Linked DNA regions of Homo sapiens: region 2 is linked to region 1. Evidence: chromatin contacts called from ENCODE Hi-C or POLR2A ChIA-PET data. All regions are on one chromosome and are shown on one strand. Each heading gives the region's core, a stretch centred on a gene start or an enhancer-like site at or near the end of the contact. The rest is flanking DNA. Distances are from core to core; before and after follow the strand shown.

The links. Hi-C counts contacts between places; a loop is a spot of excess contacts on that map. ChIA-PET counts read pairs that join two places held with the same protein, here RNA polymerase II (POLR2A). Pooled maps may share reads with other maps.
Region 2: a loop to region 1 is called in a map of mammary epithelial cell, with 9 times the contacts of the local background. The contact joins the promoter of SOX9-AS1 here to the enhancer-like site in region 1. A Hi-C loop is called at or near these places in 2 of 168 maps with a recorded cell type or tissue (PC-9 and mammary epithelial cell) and 3 of 50 pooled maps. POLR2A ChIA-PET finds 5 or more read pairs at or near these places in 3 of 52 experiments (A549, HEK293T and PC-3).

The regions. Positions count from the first base shown.
Region 1 is chr17:71,421,467-71,427,361 of GRCh38, forward strand. No RefSeq gene overlaps it. Among named protein-coding and RNA genes, the nearest start is that of CASC17, 220 kb to the left of the region's middle. Within about 2 kb of position 2,770, at least 5 of the 41 ENCODE cell types and tissues checked have a DNase peak (open chromatin) inside an H3K27ac peak, as active enhancers do; they include PC-3, PC-9 and mammary epithelial cell, where a contact is called at or near this core.
Region 2 is chr17:72,113,896-72,120,491 of GRCh38, forward strand. SOX9-AS1 (SOX9 antisense RNA 1) reads right to left here and starts at 2,121. Exons shown (of 7, transcript NR_103738.1): 1 at 1,959-2,121; 2 at 311-505. RefSeq lists enhancers at 3,801-4,422, 5,788-6,288 and a promoter at 6,390-6,596.

The sequences.
Region 1 (5,895 bases), core at 1,520-4,019:
CCTAACAATGAGGATCAAGAAAACAAAAAGCTGAGTATTTGACTAAATAAATAAAATACTAGAAAGATTGATTAGAAAAAATGGAAGGCAAAAATATAAACAAAATAAGTATAAAAAAAGAACAAAAGTACCACTGGAGAATTTAGAAAAAAATTAGAAAGTATGTCAATAGCATTTGCTGGAAATTTTGAATCTAAGATTAAACATATCCTTTCTAAGAAAAAAAAAAAATCTGACTTCCCAAAATTGACTTGAGAAGACATGGAACACCTACAAATATTAAAAAAAAATTAATGAAATTTAATCAGTTATCAAAAATGTCTCCTCACTCCCTCAGTAAAACATCCTCCACAGCTCAGATGACTTTGGAGATGATCTAAATACTAATACACAAAATATCATGTGACAATCGTCTCTCAAAATCAGTTCCAGAGAACAAGAGATAAAAGTTATTGATTCATTATGATCCTGTACAGCTCCATATCAAAACCAAATGAGGATAATAAAATAAACTAAAAGTATAAATTATCTTTTATGAAATAATGTGAAGATCTAAAAAAATTACCAAACTTAATCCACATTAAACTATAAACACTTAATAGGATTTATACTAGGAATACAAGTGTAGAACCTTTTTAAAAACATGAAATTGGTGGCAACACCCTGGTGTGAACCAAAGAGAAGTTCCTTAATGTGAACAAATAGAACTTACGGATAAAATATTCAATAATAACAATAATAATACATAGTATATAGTTGTTCTTTAAAAAGTGACATTTGTGTGTGAGTGGCAACAAAAATATTAAAAGAAAAGAAACAACAACAACAAAAGAAGCCACACACAAACACACATGTGGGGAGGGTAGCTTCACCTTCGGGTATTGGCAAGGCCTCCTGTGATAAGTGTTCACAACGACAATGACAACAACAACAATAACAATTGCCTCTTCTGTGAAGATATACACACACACTCTCTCACAAAAAAATTTACATACACATGAACAAATTCATCAAAGGGACAGTTTTGAGAGTCCAGGACAGATTCATAAATATAATGAAACATATAGCAAAAGTGGCCTTACAAATTAGTGATTACAAATTAGTAAGGATGAGTTACTGAATGAAGTTTACTGGGACAATTTGCCTATCAATATTGAAAAAACTCAATAAAGTCAAGCAACTCAATAAAGAATAGGCAAAATATTATAAGTAATTCACAAAAGAAGAAAGCTGAATGGCCAATAAGTATAAGAGAAGGCCAGGCACGGCGGCTCATGCCTGTAATCCCAGCACTTTGGCAGGCCGAGGCGGGCAGATCACGAGGTCAGGAGATCGAGACCATCCTGGCTAACATGGTGAAACCCTGTCTCTACTAAAAATACAAAAAATTAGCCGGGCGTGGTAGCAGGCGCCTGTAGTCCCAGCTACCGGGGAGGCTGAGACAGGAGAATGGCGTGAACCTGGAAGGCGGAGCTTGCAGTGAGCTGAGACCGCGCCACTGCACTCCAGCCTGGGTGACAGAGCAAGACTCCACCTCAAAAAAAAAAAAAAAAAAAAAAAAAAAAACACAGAAAATGCTCACATACTCTAATAATTAGAAAGATACAAAATAGCACAAGATATCACTTCACACTTCTTAGACTGAAAAATAAAATAAAAGGTCTAGTAATACTTATTACTGGAGATGATATGAGGGAAATCACAGCACTCACACACCATTTTGAGGGGAAAATTAGTGCATTAACTAAAAGAACAATTTGCTCTTTTCCCTCCAGGAATCCTCTCTCAAATGTCTTTTGACTTAACTCCTCAGGAATCATCTTCTAAGACGTTCTCACTCATCTCCCAGATGATATTTGCATTATAAAGTCCACCTGCAACTTTTGTGCATTTTAACCTCTACCTTCAGCCAGGATGGACATCAAAATGATTTTAAAATCACCACGAAATTTCATAATCCATGAAAGGATACTCATTTCCTTACATTCTATTGCATTAACTGTTTTGCAATTTTGTGGAAATCTATTTCAGACTTAAGCATACATCCAAGGATCAGTTATTGCACATAAAGCACAGACCACCTCAGTGGCAAACTCACTTTGGCTGGCAACGAAAGCAGATATGTAAAATGCTGCCTTCTCCATAGGAATAAGGGAATGAGCGGGAATCCCCCAAATCCTCTGCGCACATAAGGTTCACTTGGTGCGGCTCTTTAACTTCTATTTTATAACTAACCCACGTGGAAAGATTTTTTCCACATTGAAATCAAGATGGGCGGGATTGGTTTTGTTTTAACTAGTTTTCCTTCATATGTGAGATTTCTAGCATATAGCCTGAGAAGTCGGGGGCAATGAAATGCATATAGTGTAGAAAAGGGATATAAAAATTTCTTGTTTTAAATTTTTTTCCCATGTCTGTAAACACTCCATTTCACCTGGCAGAAAAGTTGTTCATGACCGAAGGCTCCTAGGCAAAACAGGTTTGGACCCAAAGGAAATAAAGAGAACTCTTGTCTTTCCTGTCATGCAGAGTGATTTTATATGCACTAACCCAGTGACTGAGAAGAGGAAGATTCTGTCCCTAAGGTGGCCTGTCCCGGCTGGGGCAGGTGCAACTTGCAGGGTAAATCCCAGAGGACCCAGCTATGGCCTTCATTCTCAGCAGACACTGCTTTTGCAATCACTTTTTATCTGTGAATCCTTGCTGGAGAAATAAGAACAGTCTACAGCTTCCTGTGTGATTTGCCACTTCTCCTTGTGGACGACAGTCATGTCTGCAATATGCGCTGATTTTATCAGGAGATGTATTTAAAGGCTAGTGGTTAATGCTGTATTAACATGTGATGGGGTAAAGGAAATAGGGTGCAATTTTTCTGCCTTAGTCACTCTCCCAGGCATAAGATAGAGTAACACAGGTGTGTCTGATCTCCCCAGGGGGTTGATTATCTCACAATAACCACATCCTCTGTAATTCGCTTACTACTATTTTTTTTTCCCAGGATCAGATACAAAGAAGTGATTTAGGTGATTGGATTGACTGACAAAAAACTGTCAGCCAGTCTGCACCATGACATTTTAAAGGATAATATCTACTTTCTGCAGGTTCAGCCACCAATAGGCTAGTGTCAGTGTCAGCAAATTAAAGGCTTCCTGGACCAACTGGGCTTCTGCAAAAACGTTTATGTTTACATTTCCAATGCCCTTTTCATAGGCAATTCAAAACCTAAAACCTAAAAGTTTTCACTACTCTTAAGAGAAATAAAGGGCAGGGAGTTGGCATCAATCCCCACCTGAGAAACACACTATTGTTTGCCAGTGCTTTATGATGGATTTGAGGGAGGTCAGCTGCTATTCCTAGATTAATCTAGCGAATCAAATGCAGTAACGATTTCTCTCTTACATTCTGACTGAGACAGAGAAAACCTAAGTCCAGAAGGTTGTAATCAAGAGATAAGTGACTTAGGGGATAATTTCATATCTGACTCTCAGATACAGTGATTGTCAATATTTCAATTTCATTGAATTCAATTTAAGAGATCACAATAATGTTTATCTCATTTGGACTGAGCACTTTTGGAAGTCTATTCATTAGTATAATGCTCAATAGTCTTTTGGAAAACAAAATTAAATAGAGAATTATGGAGAAATGAGTACTAATTTAGCTAAAGATTGGTTTCCATCTGATGTAAGAGGGTGACATGAATGAACTTCTGGTTACAGTCATCCTTAAATGCAAAAGGGTGAAGTTGTATAATGCTTCCTTGTTCTTTTAGGTGGATACAAAGTACCTTACATTTTAAATAAACTGTTGTCTTCTATATAAATGCTCTATTTTTCTTTTGATTTAATGGTCCCTAATCATTGAGTTCTTGTTTTCATCTTTAAAACTTAAGGGTCTATGAATGTTTTGGAGACATATTCTGTAATAAACTTTAAGAGTCAAGGATGCATTGGTGAAGCAAAATCTCTGCTCACATCAATTCAATATCTTATTCTAGTCAGTCAAGTGTTAGCCTTGGGTTCAAGGTAGGTTGCTGCCTTAGCAGTGGGTACCAGGGCTTTTACGATGGCAATTCTGTGCAACACCAAAATGTCATGACTGCAAACTCATTTCCTGGGCACTTTCATGGACAAATATATAATAACATGGTACACTGGCACACTGAAGCAAAGCTTTGCAACAAGCCAACCAAGCACTGGTGAAATCAACTAAGTTGAAGCAATTGGAATGATGCAACAAGGGATGATCAGAACCATTTTATATTACATTTATTCTAATCTCATTAGATTTTCTAATGGGTTCGTGTTCAGCTGTTCTCTAAGAAGATCCTTGCATTCTCCATTTTTCTCATATCCATGTAGAAGTTTTCATTCAGATTTCTACATAGAGTAAGAGGCCAATAAATACTTGTTAATGGACTTCAACATTCTCCCTTTTCCTCAAAACTCAAAGTTTTGTTTTTGCCCTGATGAGAAAGAATAACAATAGCAACAGCAATAAATGTTAAAGATGGATAAAAATAAGAATGAAGCCTCTCTTCTGGTTCAAAATTCAGCCAAAAAACATACTGGACAAAAAAGCAACCTGACTAGGAAATAACGTGAAAAGCTTTAAGAGAAAACGGGTCCTTGCAGGTAGCAATTAAACACACACACACACACACACACACACACACACACACACACACACACAGAGGACATATTTCTCTTTGTATTCACAGGTTAAAAAGATGCAACTGAAATAGGGGTAATATTTAAGTTGAACTAACTGTTTTGTATCTAAACTTGATGGGTAGGTGTCAGTACTGTTTATGGTGAAAGAAACAGAAAGGTATACATTCATTTTACTACATGAACAGGACTGCTAAATATGGAGAACATATTTTTGCAATGAATATAAACAATTTTACAGTTTATCTTTCTAATTTCCCAGCAAGTCCAGATTATTGATGGTAAAAGGACTCAATGCAAATACATATTAAGTTTTCATTTATTTTTCCTTCAATATACCTGAACACCTGAATGAAACATTTCATGAATGGAAAGTTAATCTACCCAAGCTTGGATACCTGAAACATTAAGAAACTGGACGCTTTTTTGGATTTAGTCAACCACACAGGAGTATTGTGCAAAAGGTTAGGATAGGGACTCAATCTCAAAGCTCAGAGCTTGATCCCTCATTGAAAAAATCAAGGTGCTTTGCTTTTTTATTTTTTTTCTTTTTCATTTGAATGGGTTCAAATCTTCGGCTTACTCAATTTTCACCCAGGGCTTAATGCACTGGGTAACCCTCAGGACATAAAACTTTCAAAGTGAAATGATTCTTTCTGCTGACAGATGTTCTTAATGACATGTGAAATGAGGCTTCATATAAGTTCTGGTCCTCAGAAATGCATTTGGATGTGGCTGGACTTGTACACAGCCCAACTGTCTACGCAGACAATCTTATTTTTTCATAGAATATTTGGTCTTAGCACACAAAGAGGCTTCTCTTATGACAGGGATTTTAAAATTTTGAATCCTCTTTGTTTTTGTGGGCAACTCCATTCAAAAATCCTTACAAAAATTTTTAAGACACCATAGACTAGTTTACAGATACTCCTTGAAGGTAAAATAAGTAGGTGAGTTTAAAGTTGAGGTTGATAGCATTCATGTTGTCATATGCCAAAGTGGTCAGCAACAGGATGTGCAACTCTATGACACCTCACTGGACAGTTTAATTCATGCCTTCCATTGATATTGTTATCTTGATTTTTTAATGTTTTGTATTAAATATTAGGCAGATGAGATATCAAATAATAGTTATAGAATATACTTAGGGTATAGAAATACCAATACAATAATGGCTCACTCTCCCACAGAATCATTTAAGAAGTAGTACTTACAATTTTTCTCC
Region 2 (6,596 bases), core at 871-3,370, 690 kb after region 1:
CAATGTTCAGCCCACTCAGTGTTTGGCCAATGCCACTCTCTCCTCCCCCAGAACATTTCTTTGCTCCTGGAAAATCATCTGGAAACTGTCATCACCACTGTGCTGGTTGGCAGATGTCCCCCAAAGAGAGAGTGAAGCGTACCACACACTACAAGGCATTTCTGGGCTTGGACCAAGAAGGGGCGAGGGCGGAGAAAGAAGATGGCCCAGTCAAAGGGCAACACAGCATCAGCAGGGCTCCTGGGGCCAAGAGGAAAGAGATGGGACTGAGTCTGCCACCAAGCCAGGAGCTTGGGGTGCCACTCCTTACCTGCGCTTTACCTGCCTCCAAAGCACCTTGATGGAGCCGCAAGGATGGGAGGCAGCTTTCTGTGACCTGTGAGTCGTCTCAGGGAAATAGAAGGGGAATCCATGAAAGAGGCAGCAAGAGTCTCAGAACATTATGAGCCCAGAGGACAGAGCAGAGTTCACGTGGACAGAGGCTGGATTCTGCGGGAAACCAGACCTGGAGACAACAGCAGAGATGAAATCTTGTCTCCTTCAGAAGTTTAGGCACATTGTCAGCCCTCAGGCAATATTCACTGAATTGATTTATTCAAAAATCAGAATGATTTGACGTTGGGCTAAATGGGAGAGACATGACAAGTGACAGGGAAAGACAGGATGGAAAGGACATGGTGTCTCCACCACGTTGTACTTCCTCTACCCAGAACTCTACTCTGTCATCTGGAGTCCTAGAAAGATTTAGATGTAGCCACCCCATTCCCCCCATCCCTGCCCAGCCTCGTGTTCGTCCATACTTTGCAAATTTGCAAGCACCCGCAACAGCCTGCTTTGCCGCCCATGATACAGCATATATTTAATATAGTTGGGGTTCAAACTAATGCTCTACTGGGAGCTCCCTAGGAAAACTCTAGAGCCAGGTCCCTGGGGAGAAGTGGACCCTGGAGGCGTGGGGATGGGGTGAACGCCTGGGTGGAATATCTGAGCAAACCTACTCTGCCTTTCTGTCCAATCATACGGTAGAAAGCATACCTTCCAGGTACAGTATCAACCCCTCCGTCAGGGTTAGACACCACCTTTTCTCCTGGCTGCTGAGGAAAACATCTCAACCTATGAGATGTCTCCACTGCTCCAAGAAAATGAGTATTTAGGGGAAAGATTAAATGCCCATATACTTGAATCTATAGTGACCCTACCCCTAAATTATACTAGTAACTGTTTATCTGTCTCTGCTTTGCCTGTGGATATTAAGGCAGATGAGACAAAAAGTCTTCTTTTGCCAACCAAAGCTAACAGTTTGCGAGCTTTAGGGGGACCCCAAAGGGGACCAGTTTCTGTAATACAGTTGATGCCTTCTGTCTGTGTTCTGTCAGGATTCCCTCACATTTTAGCCAACCTGGAAACTAGGGAAGAAAAAGTAACAGGTTCCAGTCCTAGAACTCTGTGGAAGAAATCAACCTGCCCTTTCTCGTGGGGGTAAACACATGTGATCCAAAAGATAGTGACAGGAACACTGTTATATTTTCCGGGTCTTAATGATTTGGAAGGGGAATACTGTCCCCTCTCCTAGGCCAGTCCAAATTTCACAACCCATCCGGAAAACAAAAGGCTGAAGACAGAAAAAGAAGACATTTACTATTCCACTTCTTCCTTTTACATCAGTGAGAGAAAGGGCCTTGGGAGAAAGATGGCACAGAGAGAAACAAAAGAAAGAAAGAAAGAAAACCAAAAATCTCTGCTTTCTCAAAAATCCCTGGTCTGCCTATCTAGGCTGGGAGAGACCCCGAGGGCAGCCTGTCTCTCCTGCAGCCTTTGCAGTCAGCGACAGGCATCATGAAATTAATTTGAAATAAACAATGACAAAGCAGGAAGCTCAACGGGTCCCTGAGTTGCTTTGGGCCCCCACTCCTCCCCGAAGCCCCTGGGCTGTTTAACAAAGCCGTGGGTCCGCCTACCCCAAGCACTTTTTGTGACGTCACAGCTCCGAGGACCATCCGGGGGCTTTACTCTCGCGGAAGCCCAAAAGTTGGGGTTTGACCTCATGACCTTGGCCTTCCCGGGGGGCGGGAGGCCCTCGGGACAGGACGCGCTGTCCCCGGAGTCCGGAGCTCAGGCCAGTGGCAGTCGACCCAGCCCCCGAGACTCCCTCACGCCGCTCCAAAACCAAAACGGAGCCCAACACGAAGCTGGGTGAAGCCGTAGCTTGCAGGAGCCAGGGAGATGCGCTCTGCCCGGGACTTCCCGGGTCCTGTTGAGACGGAAAGGATCGCAGGGAAGACAGGATAATTGGTCTTTAACTCTGACCGTTACCTTCGAAATTGCACCTTACAAGCATGTCCTCTATTTCCGTGGCTTGATGGGGACACTTTCTCTGATTAAGATCCGGAATAATCACCCACCCAATGGGATCTCTTAGAGGGAAGCGCTGGTTAGAATCCCTCCAGGCTGAGATGCAATCATCGCCATTGAGCCTGCCCTCCCCTAGGGAAACCCCACAAAACCATCCTGAGAATCTCAGCCCTCTTTGGTCGGTACCTGAGACTGCATAGACCTAAACTGAAAGGTGATCGAAGGGGAGGAGCAGTTGCTCGTGCGGAGGAAGCTCTTGGGGCCGAAGTGGCCCCGGCCGAGTATGTCGCAAAGGAGGCACCACTGCGTTGAGCGCTTACTGTATCTTTACTTTTAAATCACCAAGGCAAAATCACCTTCAGCTAAAAATGCCTGAAAGACTTTTTAAAATAGTGGGAGTGGGCGTTAGGGGGAAGAGATGGCCTAGGAAATTTTCCGCAGGGCGTTCTAGGGATGAGTTGAGGGAAGCCGCATGACGCGCGGCTCCCCGGTGCCACAGCTAAGGACAGATATTTTCGCAAAACCCAGAATGAAAAAAGAGCACGCTCCCTTTGGGAGCGCTGTCCCTTTGGGACTGGGGCCTTCCACTCCCACCCCTCCTTTTTCCCTGATCGGCTCCGCAGCTCCACGACAAGCCAGCTGGTCTGGTCTCTGACTTGGGCTCCGGTCCGTACCCCCGGGGCGCCCTGCTGTGTTACAGCCGCCCGACGCCCCCAGACCCGGCCAGGTCACCAGGGCAGATTGGAGGTTCGCGCCCCCTCACCCGACACCTCCCGTCCACCTCATCTTTCTTTTTTTCGAAAACAGGAAAGGGAAGAAAACTGAAACGGGCCTCTTGGTCTGCAGTTTTAGCGGAGTCGGGATTCCACAGCCCTGAGTGGCACATGCCGGTCAACTTCCCAAAGTCGGGCTCCCGTGTGGGGAGAAATACACACGCAGGAATGCACAAGCATCGCGTGTTCGCAACTGTCGCTGGGAGGTCTGGCGGCTGTGATGGGACATGCACTCACTCGGGCAACACGTCCACAGGTGACATCTATTCGATCAGTCAACAGATATTTATTGCGCACCTACGACGCTATCTGGTACTTTCCTTTTCCCCTTAGCTGTTGCTGTCCAGCCCAGCGCCAGTCCAGAGACGGGCTTACCGGCCGCTCCCTTCCACAAGAAACTCGTGTCCGGCGTGAAGAGCGGACGATAAACACTCTCCAAGCCCAGCGAAATGTACTAATTACAGGAGCGGCTGGGAGCCCGCGACACGGGGACCTGTCCCTCCAGGGATAGGAGTCTTCTACCTGCAAGGGACCCGGCCTGGGGAACTGGAATAGACAAGGGGTAACCCCTTCTCCCATCACCTCTAATGAGAACATTGTCCGGGGCTGAGATATTTGGGGGACGCCGCTGCTCACCCCACCAAACTTTCCCTAGGGACAGAAAAGCGTCCCTACCGAAAACGGATTTAAACACCGTCCCCACTTTTGCTAAGGAAGTTTGGATAGGGAGGTTGTGGTCCTTAATTCGCCAGGTAAAAGGAACCCCATCAGCTCGCATCCCTCACCCCCATCCTGAGCACTGAGTGTTTGCGAGAAACTCGCCCTGCGCCAGCAACTCTGGGCTCCGGTCTCAGCTCCCGCGTAGACGCGGAGGAGAGATTGGCGGCCCCCGCTGGGGAAATTGAGCCCGGCGCCGGTCCGGGACGTGCAAGAGGGGGAAAGGGGGAGATCCCAGACCTCGGTTTCCCGAGGGCTTCCCTGGGGAGCCACTCGCACCTCTGTGTCTCCGCTCCCGGCGGCAGACCTCGCGGCGCTTGCTCAAGAGCGGGTATCCGAAAGCACGTCCCGAACACGGAGAAGCGCCCTCCGTCTCCTGCCTCGTGACCTGCGCCCTTTCCCTCCCTCACCGCATCAGATGGAGGACCCTGGCTCCTTTCGCCCCTGGCAAAATGCTCTAGCCAACACTGGGTCAACAGCCTTAGTTTCCAGATCTGTAACCTGAACATCAGGAGCGGGTTCCTTTCCTTCTACCTGTGTCTGAGGTCCTCTGGTCGGGGACTGCGCGCGTCTTCCCAGGTCAGGGAGGAGGGGTCGGGGCGACCTGAGAAAGACACAACGAAGCGAATGGAGCCCCTGAATGGGGAAAGGGGAGTGGACACCAGGAGGCCCCTGCAGAAATGCAGGACCGATCCACTCGCGAGCTGACAATGCCACGCGCTAGACTTGGCCTGACGGTGGCAACGCTTGGCACCTGGGGGATAGGGGCCTTCTCCTGGCCTCAGTCCCCAAATTCTGCGCAGAATAGAACGGCTGGCATCTCAAGTGCTCTTTTTTCACCCGGATCTCTACAGACACAAGTTCCCTCACTGAGCTGCGCAGAGGTGGATCCGCACAGGAGGGAATATCGCGTAGGAATTCCTGCAAATATAAATCTCAGCAGCAAAGCAGTCCAGATTGACTGGAACACACCACCCCCAGCCACCACCATCCAAGTTTTCCCTGGTTCTCGGAGTTGGAAACAGTTTCTGGGCTTTTGGCGCCCCCTCTGGATACAGATGAAAACTGCAGTCCATTTTTAAGTCGCCTGTTCATAAGTTTTCAGGAAGATGTAAAATTCAAAAATGCTTGCATCAAATCAACGGGAAATGTATAAATCCCCGTCGTTTATGATGTAAAACTCTACATATTAGTATCTTATTGCATAATTGCATTAAAAGTATATTTATACATATACGTATATATCTTGACATATATTTAGTGAAATATTCCAAAATATCTTAAAGTCATAGCCCTCTTCACTGACTTTATTCCAGCAAACATGGTAATTACAATATCATACAACTAAGTACAGACGACCTGGCTAAAATGTCTGCCCGATGGTCTCCGAGTCTCCTGAATCAGGTGTCTGAGAATTACACAGTTATACTGTACACACAATGCCCTTCTACCCGGGACACAGAAATAGGTCCACACTACGCGGACTTTTTTCTCCTAGGAAAGGACGATGCTGTTCTTACACTTTCTGAAAGTAATCACAGAGCCCTGGATACGAAGCTATTGTATGCAAATCTCTTAAATTTGTAAACGAGCTATAGGGCACCAGAAACATCCCATTTGAAGAAGTTACATTCGTTAAAAAAAAAATGCTGTTGAACAAGGCTGTAACTTACTACCTTATGAAGAGTTCCATTTCCTATAAGAAATGTCGGGCTTCTTCCGAAGACAACGAGAGAAAACAAGATTTTAAGAAATTCTCCCGGAAGGACATTGATTTGGATCTTGTGATAGTGTCCTCACTTCGCAAATTAGAAAGGGAAAAAAAAACTAGTTTTTATTATGATGTGGGCCGATTCACCACAACAATAATTTAATTGAGGCGAATTTTTGCAAGAGCCCAAAAGGGTGGGGGGGGGGGGGGAGTTTAAAATTAAGAGTTTCCCAATGCTGTGCGTTTATTTGGGATTCTGAAAGCACAGAACCCGCAAGCGACCAAGACTTTTCTTCTATCCCAGAGCAGATAGCTCCGCACTTACCCAACCTGGCTCTAAGCATTTCGTGTAAACACAAAGGTTGTGCTCAAATCACACTTGAAATACATGAGAGACACCACCAATGCCTCCCCCAGAACTCCCAACTACATGCAGGTCTGAACCGACCGGACTAGAGTCAGAAGCACCGGCGCTTCACCCCTTCAGGTGTTTCGTAAATGCCAGCAAAAGCAGGCAAGCAGCATGACTCCGCCAGAGTGGAGCGTTTTGTCTGCGGTGGTGCCCATTTGTTTGGTCTTTTACAAACCAAGTGACCGGCCTGGGCCTCGCGGCCCGGGACAGCCGCATTGGCAAACTTCTATCTCTCAAAGCCAGAGCAGTTAGCAAACTCTCCCCCAGACAGGGCGACTCGGCTGACGTTTTTGACCCGGCCAGGAGGCAAAGACCAAAACGTCAGAGCAGTAGCCCTGTTACTGAGGAGCGTCGGCAGGGTCGCGGGTAGAGGGGGCTGGAGAATGACTTGTCAGAGCTCAAGGTCGATGTGGCGCGGGGCGGCCTCGAGAGCGCCGGGCTCCTGCGTGGCCACGGCCGCCGCTGCCAACCTTCGCGGGGACTTAGCTTTGCTTTCCATTGACTCCCTTTGCAAAAGCGCAGCAGAATCCTGACCAGCCGCACCAGCCCCGGCGAACCCGAGCATGTTAATCTATTTATATGGATTATTACGGAGGAACAGCGGGCGTTGAGTCACCAAAACATTTGCTTC